3 separate regions of the Homo sapiens genome follow, and regions 1 and 2 are each linked to region 3. A link is a contact called in ENCODE Hi-C or POLR2A ChIA-PET data. All regions are on one chromosome and are shown on one strand. The core of a region is the stretch at or near the end of the contact, and the rest is flanking DNA. Distances in the headings are between cores, read along the strand shown.

The links. A loop is a pair of places that touch in the nucleus more often than their neighbours do. ChIA-PET counts read pairs that join two places held with the same protein, here RNA polymerase II (POLR2A). Pooled maps may share reads with other maps.
Region 1: a loop to region 3 is called in a map of PC-9, with 8 times the contacts of the local background. The contact joins the enhancer-like site here to the promoter of DUSP10 in region 3. A Hi-C loop is called at or near these places in 10 of 168 maps with a recorded cell type or tissue (MCF 10A, PC-3, PC-9 and 5 more) and 12 of 50 pooled maps. POLR2A ChIA-PET finds 5 or more read pairs at or near these places in 7 of 52 experiments (CD4-positive, alpha-beta T cell, CD4-positive, alpha-beta memory T cell, HEK293 and 4 more).
Region 2: a loop to region 3 is called in a map of PC-9, with 12 times the contacts of the local background. The contact joins the enhancer-like site here to the promoter of DUSP10 in region 3. A Hi-C loop is called at or near these places in 10 of 168 maps with a recorded cell type or tissue (B cell, Calu3, IMR-90 and 7 more), 11 of 37 single-sample maps with no recorded cell type and 15 of 50 pooled maps. POLR2A ChIA-PET finds 5 or more read pairs at or near these places in 9 of 52 experiments (A549, AG04450, B cell and 5 more).

Annotation. Positions count from the first base shown.
Region 1 is chr1:221,603,798-221,607,004 of GRCh38, reverse strand. No RefSeq gene overlaps it. Among named protein-coding and RNA genes, the nearest start is that of DUSP10, 140 kb to the left of the region's middle. Within about 2 kb of position 1,269, at least 2 of the 41 ENCODE cell types and tissues checked have a DNase peak (open chromatin) inside an H3K27ac peak, as active enhancers do; they include PC-3 and PC-9, where a contact is called at or near this core.
Region 2 is chr1:221,885,430-221,888,650 of GRCh38, reverse strand. The region is part of intron 2 of LOC124904517 (a long non-coding RNA gene); the gene reads right to left. Among named protein-coding and RNA genes, the nearest start is that of LINC01655, 46 kb to the right of the region's middle. Within about 2 kb of position 1,395, at least 7 of the 41 ENCODE cell types and tissues checked have a DNase peak (open chromatin) inside an H3K27ac peak, as active enhancers do; they include IMR-90, PC-3, PC-9 and 3 more, where a contact is called at or near this core.
Region 3 is chr1:221,740,441-221,743,480 of GRCh38, reverse strand. DUSP10 (dual specificity phosphatase 10) reads left to right here and starts at 1,392. Exons shown (of 4, transcript NM_007207.6): 1 at 1,392-1,500. RefSeq lists silencers at 156-635, 2,356-2,405 and enhancers at 409-1,046, 856-1,055, 1,386-1,575, 1,047-1,684, 1,685-2,322 and 1 more.

The DNA.
Region 1 (3,207 bases), core at 20-2,519, 140 kb after region 3:
ATTGGTTTCAACTTAAAGTCACCAGCTGCATGAACTGCTAAAAAGGGAGCCGGTCTGTCTTCAGAAGCATTGAAGCCAGGCATTGACTTCACCTCTCTAGCTATGAAAGTTTTAGATGGCATCATCTTCTAATAGAAGGCAGTTTTGTCTACAAAGAAAATGTATTTTTTTAGTGTAGCCAGCTTTGTCAATGATCTTAGCTACATCTTCTGGATAACTTGCTGCAGCTTCTGTATCAGTACTTGCTGTTTCACCTTGCACTTTTATGTTATAAACTTGGCTTCTTTTAAAAAATCTCATAAACCAACTTCTGTTAGCTTTCAACTTTTCTTCCTTGGCTTCTTCACCTTTTTCAGCCTTCATATAATTGACGAGAGTTAGGGCCTTGCACTGAATTAGGCTTTGGCTTAAGGGAATGTTGTGGCTGGTTTGAGCTTCTATCTAGACCACTCAAACTCTCTCCACTTAGGCAATAAAGCTATTTTGCTTTCTTATAATTCACGTGTTCACTGAAGTAGCAAGTTTAATTTCCTTCAATAAATTTTCCTTTGCATTCACAACTTGGCTAACTGGTTGGTGCAAGAGGCCTAGCTTTTGTTCTAACTTGGCTTTCAACGTGCTTTCCTCACTAAGCTTAATCATTTCCAGCTTTTGATTTAAGGCGAGAGACATGCAACCCTTCCTTTCACTTGAACACTTAGAGAAAATTGTAGGGTTATTAACTGGCCTCATTAAAATATTGTTGTGTTTCAGAAAATAGGGAGACCCAAGGAGAGGGAGGAAGACAGGGGAATGGCTGGCCAGTGCCGCAGTCAGAACATACATTTATTAAGTTTGCTATCTTATATGGATGCAGTTCGTGGTCCCCCAAAACAATTACAATGGTAACATCAAAGATTGCTGATTGCAGATCACCATGACAGATATAATAATAATAATACAGTTTGAAATATTTTGAGAATTGCCAAAATATGACACAGACACAAAGTGAGTATATGCTGTTGGAGAAATGGCACTAATGGACTTGCTCACTCCTTGGTTGCCACAAACCTTCAATTTGTAAAAAAAAAAACACACTATTTGTGAAGCACAATAAAATGAGGTGTGCCTATAAATGCCTTATTATGGCAGTAGCTTTATAATTGCTGTTCTGGCCCTTGATACCATCTCTTGACACCTTGTAATCAAAGGCTGTGACTGCAGAAAGCAAAGGTACCCAGATGATCCAGTCAAACAAGTATGAGTTTGTGAGAAAACAAACAGGTAATTCGACTAAATGTCTCACATCTGAAACAATGCCTCTGCTATCAGATTACCCTAACTCTTAAGAAAGGGGCCAAAGACTTATCAATTTCAGCTTCCTGGGATGTTGTCTTTCCTTTTTCTTTTTAATTTTGAAATATAGTCATGTGTCATATAACAATGTTTCCAACAACAATGTACTGTATATAAAATGGCGGTCTCATAAGATTAAAATGGAACTGAAAATTTCCTTTTGCCTAGTGACACCTTAATGATCCTGTCCCTGTGTAGGCCTAAGCTAATGTGTGTGTTTGTATCTTAGTTTTAAACAAAAAAGTTTAAAAAGTAGAAAGAAAGTTAATAAAAAAAGCTTATACAATAAGAATATAAAAATATTTTTGTACATCTCTACAATGTGAGGTTAAAGCTAAGTGTTATTACAAAAGTCAAAAAGTAAAAAAAATAAAAAGTTTATAAAGTCAAAAATTATAATAAACTAAGGTTAATTTGTTATTGAATAAAAAAAGTTTTCTAAATTTAGTGTAGCCTAAATGTATAGAGTATATAGTCTATGATAGTGTACAGTCATGTTCTAGGCCTTCACACTCACTGACTCACCCAGAGCAACTTCCAGTCTTGTAAACTCCATTCATAGTAAATGCCCTACATAGGTGTACATTTTTTTATCTATTTCATATTTTTACTGTACCTTTTCTATGTTTAGATATATTTAGATACATAAATACTTAGCATTGTGTTACAGTTACCTACAATATTCAGGACAGTAACATTCTGTATAGGCCTGTAGCCTAGAAACAATAGGCTGTACCATACAGCCTAGGTGTGAAGTAGGCTACACTACACCATCTTGGTTTATGTAAGTACACTCTACGACGTTTGCACAATGACAAAATCTCCTAATGACAGATTTCTTGGAATGTATCTGTATTAGTTCATTCTCATGCTGCCTTAAAACACTGCCTGAGACTGGGTAATTTATAAAGAAAGAGGTTTAATTGACTCACAGCTCTGCATGGCTGGGGAAGCCTCAGGAAACTTACAGTCATGGTGGAAGGGGAAGCAAACATGTCCTTCTTCACATGATGGCATCTCCCATTTCTACCAAAAGGGGAAGTGCCTAGTCCCCTAGCAAAAAGGGAAAAAGCCCCTTATAAAACCATCAGATCTCCTGAGAATTCACTCACTATCATGAGAACAGCAGCACTCACTATCATGAGAACATAACCACCTCATGATTCAATTACCTCCCTCAGGGCCCCTCCCATGACATGTGGGGATTATGGAAACTACAATTCAAGATGAGATTTGGGTAGGGACACAGCCAAACCATATCACTATCCCACCTTAAGCAATGGATGATTGTATACTGTATATATCAAAGAGTATATAAAACATATTTACATTTTCAATAATAATATTAAAATGAGTATTTGTGTAACTACCATCTAGGTTAAGAAAACATTGACAGAAGTTCCCTCTGACCCTCCAAGATGGTTTCTTTTTCATCCTCTTCCCCACAGATAACTACTGTTCTGACTTTTTGATAGTCATTCGTTTGATTTTTTTTTAAAGACGCTTTTACTACATAAGTATTCCTTCCTCATATATGTAATTTATCCTCGTGCTTATACAATTTATGCAAATAGAATGACCTTGAATATGTCTTTTCATTCCTTTTTTCTTTCATTTAATATTGCTTGTGATTTATTCATGTTTATATATATAACTATAGTTTGGTCTTTTTTAAAGAAAAAATCATGAATATACCACAAATTATTTATCTATTTTGCTACCGATGTACATTTTGGGTGTCTACAGTTTTTAGCAATTACCAAAAATAATATTATGAACATTCTTGCTAGGAATATAATTACTGGTAGCTGTGAATGTGCATGTACACATTCACTAAATGATTCCAAGCTGTTTTCCAAAATAGGTGAAGCA
Region 2 (3,221 bases), core at 146-2,645, 150 kb before region 3:
ACATGGAGACAGACAGTGTAACGCGGCATGCGGAATTCTCTGATGGAGACAGATCCAGGGTGCTCTGGAGACCCAGAGAAGGGGCTCGTCAAGCTAGGTTCGAGGGAGTGGGTTCTCAGAAAAACAGATGTGAAGACAGAATGTGTGCAAGAACATTTTGTTAGGGGAAACACCTGTGAGATAAAATAGCCCAGGAGCGTGGAGAGGCTGAAAGGGCCATCAGACCACATCACAAACGCATGATGGATTTTAGAGCCCCGTCTGCGCTGAGTTAATTATGGTCCCTGATGTTGCTCCCCGATGTCGGAGATCTGAGAAGTGCAATTATAGCCGCCACAGAGGGTGATGCTCTAAGTAGAAATACCTGTGAAATCACTTTGTGTGTGATTAAGCCTCTACAAATAACCGTTGTTTTTATCGTAGACCTCTAGGAACAATTATAATAGTAACATCAGGGGAATGCCTCAGAGTTAGCTAGAAGGCCAGCAGATGGAAATTAACCAATTAAACTACAGATGTTGTTGGTGAAATGGTGTAAAATATGGTAACTTTAATTTTGCTATCAAAAACTCGATCTTGCTGAATTTAGTTCTTGGATTTGGTGACTGGTGAGGTTGTGGAAATGCCTTTTCTTCCAGGTATTTAAGATTGAGAACAATCAAGTAACAAGTGTTAAGTATCCACATGTGCTTCTCAGAGAGTGCCATGAGGAATTAGAACTATAAGGGAAGCGAGTGCTTTTGAGGAATGTATTATGCTCTTGGAGAGATGAGACCAGTGTTTATAAACAACAGAAACATCAACAAACAATACTAGGTAGGTACAGCTTTGTAATCTGAAGAGATTATCCTGTTCAGGACAAAGGAAATAGAATCTTATTCTTGATGAGGAATCAGCCAGAACCCACCCTAAGACTCTGCTATATCACATCTCTATTCAGGGTTAAGTAATTGACCCACTCCAGAAATGACGAAAACAAAATAAAGGTGAGAGTGAAGTCAGTGAGATGAAATGAATGGAAATCTGAAATGAAAATGTTATCATTAGGTGGCTGAGTAGGATCTTCCTTGGGGTTCTGGAAGCAAAGCTCCACCTGTCACTTGAGCTTCTCAAATAAACTTATGTTTCACGCTGAGTTCCTGAGCCACTGATCTGAGCATTACTCACTCTGTCCCTCATGTTTCCCAGGTGAGAGGTAGTTTCTATGCTCTCCCAACCATAGATGCGGCTAATCAACAGGCCCCATCTCCAGCCCCAGCCTCAGATTCCCTTTTTGGGCAGAGGGAGGCTTGGGCTGAGTCATCCCAGGGATAAACGCTGTAGTCACTCTAGGGAGGTGTCCCCGGCTGCCCCTGCTGGAGGGCAAACAAGTGAGTAACCCAGCCAGTGTCACATGGTCCTGGAATGGGGCTGGCTTGTGCCTCTGCCAGGTCCATGGCAATGAAGGAGTTTGCTCACAACACACACACACACCCTGACCCCTCTCTTGAGCGGGAGTGAAAGTCTGTGTGGGGGCGAGAGGTGTTGTAGATTTAACAACTGAACGTGCATAAGGAAAGCTTATGACCCAGTGGACAGGCAATGGATGCTGATCTAAGAGAATTCCTAGAGAAGAAAGTTCCTAGAGGAACGCTGCCTAGGAAACTCCCCCCAACCCACCCCTTCCCACATATTTCCTGGCCCTTGTCAACACACCTCCTGTGGCCGACAGGAGATGCCAGCAGCTTGCTCACCCAGGACAGAGAAGGAGAGACAGACAGAGCAATCCTTAAGATGCAGGATGATGCAAAGGCTAAAAGCCACAGTCAGAATCCAAGTCAGGAACTCAGGTGGCCAAAATTCTTCCCCTTGGGATGAGTCAGAGTGGCTAAAGTTTTGGGGAGCTGCACAGCAGATGTAGCCTCCTGTGTGCAATCTTACCCCAAGGGAATTTTATTTCAGGCCCCTTGTACTAACAATGGTGAGATATGGATATTTGTCGTAGGCTTTAGAATATTCCTTCAACTTGATCTTCCATGTCACTACTTTGAGTCTCAAATATGTATGTGAATCTCCTAAATTCTCATATTCTTTTTATTCCTCCCTCCTTCCCTCTCTTTCACACCCCCTTCTCCCCCTTTTTCTCTCCCCCTCTCTTTCCCTACCCCTTTTCCAAATTGACATCAGTCCCATTCGTTCAGGCACTCCATTTCTTTAGGGTCATCATTTTAGGTGGTCTGCTTGTTCTTTCTCCCTCTGTCTACTCCACCTTCAGTGCACTGCTATTCTTCTTGGTCTGTTTAGGAGCTTGGGTCCAGGATGTGGGGTTGTCTAAGCAACAGCCCATCAGCAGTTGGTAGAAGGTGTGGAGGTTGCCTGTCTCAGTGGTCTGTGTGTAGAAGCATGCAGGTTGCCAGCTCCAATAGTAAGCCATTCTGTTGCCTAATGTTAGCTATAAAGGCTAATGCTCTCCCAATCTTGGGGGTAGGGAGAACACTACCAGTAGCTTCTGAATCTGAGAATGGTGATCAATTCTAATAACTTGTGTATGTGTGAACTTTGACTTTCTGAACTCTCTCCTTTCTTTAGCCAATTTTTTTCAGCATTTTTTGTGTGCAAGACACTCCTATCTATTCTTGTAACAGCCTAGCAACATAGACCAATGCAGGGAATACTCTGCTCATTTTACAGTTGGGCAGACTGAGCTCTAGGCAGTTAATTACCTAGATTCTTGGTAATGGAATATAATTTACAGATTTGATCTTTTGGTCCATCACCACCAGAGACTCTTCTAGAACAGGTAAGATATACAAAAGTTTATATATAACAAGGTGCATATATATATACATATGCATATATATGAAGATATATGTATATATATGTATATAAACTAGCACAGGGAATTCTGGTTTAGGTGCTAGAAAACCTGGGTTTCAAATTCAACTCAGCCCTAACTAATTCTAGGGCCTAACAATCATCTCATTTATGTGAGCATCAGCTTCGCAAAAAATAAAGTGATCAACTTAGATAATTCCCAGAGTGTCTCTAAACTCCATCTTTTCAAAAGTTAAAATTCCTAGAACTAAGAAAGTGGTTTCAGAATGAAGGTTCTGGGCCTCTCCATCTGGCCTGACTGTGGTATGACTTGGAGCACTCTCCTGCATAGCTTCTGGCTGATAGTCCTGGTAAAGTAGCAGGACTATTTTTCCAGGTTGATCTCTCCAGGTAGATACAACAGAAAC
Region 3 (3,040 bases), core at 143-2,642:
CTCCCTGATCAGGAGCTGCGGCCAGCTACCTGGCGCCGGCCAAAGTCAGGGGAGCGGGGAGAGGCGGCGTCACCTCCTCCACGCTCCTCCGGCCCCATTCAATCTAGCTATTTGCACTCGGCTCTGGCTCTTTTCCGCCAGCTGCGGCTGTTCCAGAAGCGCCGGGCTGCCGGTCCTGGCCTCGGCAGGGGCCGTGCGGGACCGAGGGGTGGCGGCCGAGGCATGTGGGGCGGGTGGGTTGCGCGCTGCTGGCACGGCGCGGGGACCCAGCGCGCCAGGCGGGAAAGGGGGGCGGCGGCGGGCGGGGACCCAGACCCGGAGGGGCAGCGGGCGCGTAGCGGGCCCCAGGACGCCCGGCCAGGGGATTGGCCTCTGCACCGCTGCTCAGGGCGCGTCCCTTGCCGCCTCTGGCGTCGACTCAAGCCTCCTCCTCCGAGCAGCCCTCAGTGGCGCCGCCTTAGTGCTCTGGGTCGAGCCCCGGGAGGGTTAGCCTGGGGACGGCAGGGGCGTGACCGTGGCGCGGAAGTAGGTGAGCAGCAGGGCGGCGCGCGGCGGTCAGGCCGGGACAGCCAGAGGGGCAGCGACATCTGCGGGCGGGCGGGCGGGAGGCGGACGCTTCCCGGGCGGAGCAGGGCCCTCCGGAGGACGCAGGCCGCGTCGAGGCTGAAGGGCCTCCCTGTCCGGGACGGTCAGCTGCCAAGTTCGGGCCCTTAGCGCGTGGCCCCGGGCCGCGGCTCGGAGCGGAAGCGTCGCCCCTGGCTGCGCGCTCATGCTGGTCCTAGCGCAGAAGACCCGGCGAGGTCCGCGAATTTTGGCTTAGCGTTTGTCAAGTCACCTCGAGCGACTCGGAGAGAACCCGGCTTTCCCACTAGGGACGGTGATCGCAGTCTCTTTCCTTTAGAAAGTTACTCCGATACTTTTGATCATCTGTCCATAGTAAGGAGGAAAAATAGCGTGGTTTGTCCCCGGGTGAGGGAGTGTTGGAGGATCCCGTCCAGTGGGAAGAGCCAGTTTTAGCGGAGCAGCGCGTCCAGCCCGCTGACACTTCAGCCTGGTAAAGGGTTAACTGCATCCTGCCGGTTCGGTTTACATGTAAATAGAGAGCAGCTGCTCCGCGCGGCCCCGGCTGGCTCTTTTAAGTTTTTGATTGGTTGCCAATGACATCACCGCCCGTGTTTTAACACCGAGGACCCAGAGCAGCTTCGGATAAACCCTCCTTAAAGAGATGAGGCCACGCCTTCTTACCCGCCCCCTAGGCTGCCCATTGGTCGCGGGGCTCTGTGAGGTAGCGGTCGGCTTTCTCCGGATTCTTATTGGCCCAACCCGCCGTCGGTCGGCGGCGAGTCCGCCCCCTCAGAACCTTACATTTACAGTGTAGCAAAAGAGAAAGTAACTATGTTGCTGCTGGAGATCAATGAAGCCGAGTGAATGGGGGCTGAATGTGCGAGTCCATAGCTGAAGAGGAGCGCCAGATGGTGGAGGAATACACTTATTTATGAAGTAAGTGGAAGTCACCGCGACTACTCCTGAGAGCCCGGGACTGGAGGTGGAGGATTGTAAGGCGGTGCTTGTGTGAGTGTGAGTGTGTGTGTTTGTGTGTGTGTATCTGTGTGTGTGTGAGAGAGAGACAGAGACAGAAAGATAGAGATGCGATGCTGACGGAGGAGCTACAGCAGGTAGGGTTATAAGGTTCCGGCCGTTGGCTCCTGCTACCCTGTGCGTTTACTCCCTGCAGTCTACTTGGATTTGGGGCGAAGAAAAAATGAGGTTTGTTGGGATGCTTTGCGGCAGTTTTAAATGCTCGGGGCTCATTAGTGCGCTGTGTGCCGAGGAGTGAAGCGGGGGGCGGGGGGATGTTAAGTGCTCCAGGAATGGGGAAGAAGCATTCTCTAACCACTTAATTTTCTCTCCAGCTCTTGCCTAGTGGTGGAAGGGAGAGGGGATAGCTCAGTATTTCTCTGGGAGATTTTCTGGGCCAGACTGGATGGTTTCACGGGCAGTATGTACGCCCGACCCTCTGCTGCAGGGATGCAGGTCTCTCTATACACTCCGTGTGTGTGTGTGTGAGCCTTGAACTCTGTGTGGAGGTGGGGGTCCCAGCGCGTGTCTCTGTGAACACGCTTATGCGTCCCTCTCAGAAGAAATGGTATGTTGATCCTGGACGTGTCCTACCAGGTAACACAATAGCAAAGACTTTCACCGCTTGGTCCAACCGGGAAACAGTTATAGCTTCTGGAATAGAACTCGCTCTTCAGAAAAAATACTACGCAAGGGAAGGGGGGTTGACTCCTTCGCTCCCATCCAAAGGTGGGTGAGAGAAACCCGAGTCGTTGGAGATCTGCCGACGTGATGGGTGCGTGCCCCGTGTGCGCGCGTGAGTGTGGATTCCGCCTGTGACACTTTGGTTCTGTGTCAGAGAATGGTGACGGTCGTGTGTAGACGGATGAGAATGGTGACGGTCGTGTGTAGACGGATGATAGATGGCATTTTTCCTGATAGCTCTTAAAGTTCGTTTAGGTGAGCGTCTCTTGGCGTGGGGTTTGGCGTCTTTGCTATGTGCATGTCTAATAGAAGAAGAAGAGTTAGCAAGCCTGAGTTGTAGAGTGCCCCTGTGCCTACAGGAGGAAGGAGCTGTCTTTTTGCAGACACTCTGAAATCAGAGATAGATCCGGTGGGCAACAATTCACTGTCCCTTTCAACGAGTACAGGCTAATTGGGAGGTCCTCTTTACGGAATCAGTACTCTTGAAGGGGGGATATCTGTATGGGATTGAAACCTTATACAACGTGGCTGCCTCCCATTGAGAGAAGCTCTAGGATGCACAGTCTGTGCCAGCCAGGGAGATGAAGAGGGGAGGAGAGCCCAAGTTGTCCTTTCCAGGCAGGAATGAGGGCGGGGGCAGGTGAGAGAGCAAAGGGTGAGGGATTTGCCGGGGCTGGGGTTTCCAGGTTTCCAGATCTGGCTCCATGGCTTGAGATTTCGTTTTAGGACACCAGTTAGTAGTGAAAAGGGGAAATGCAGATTAATTTATAAGAGGCCA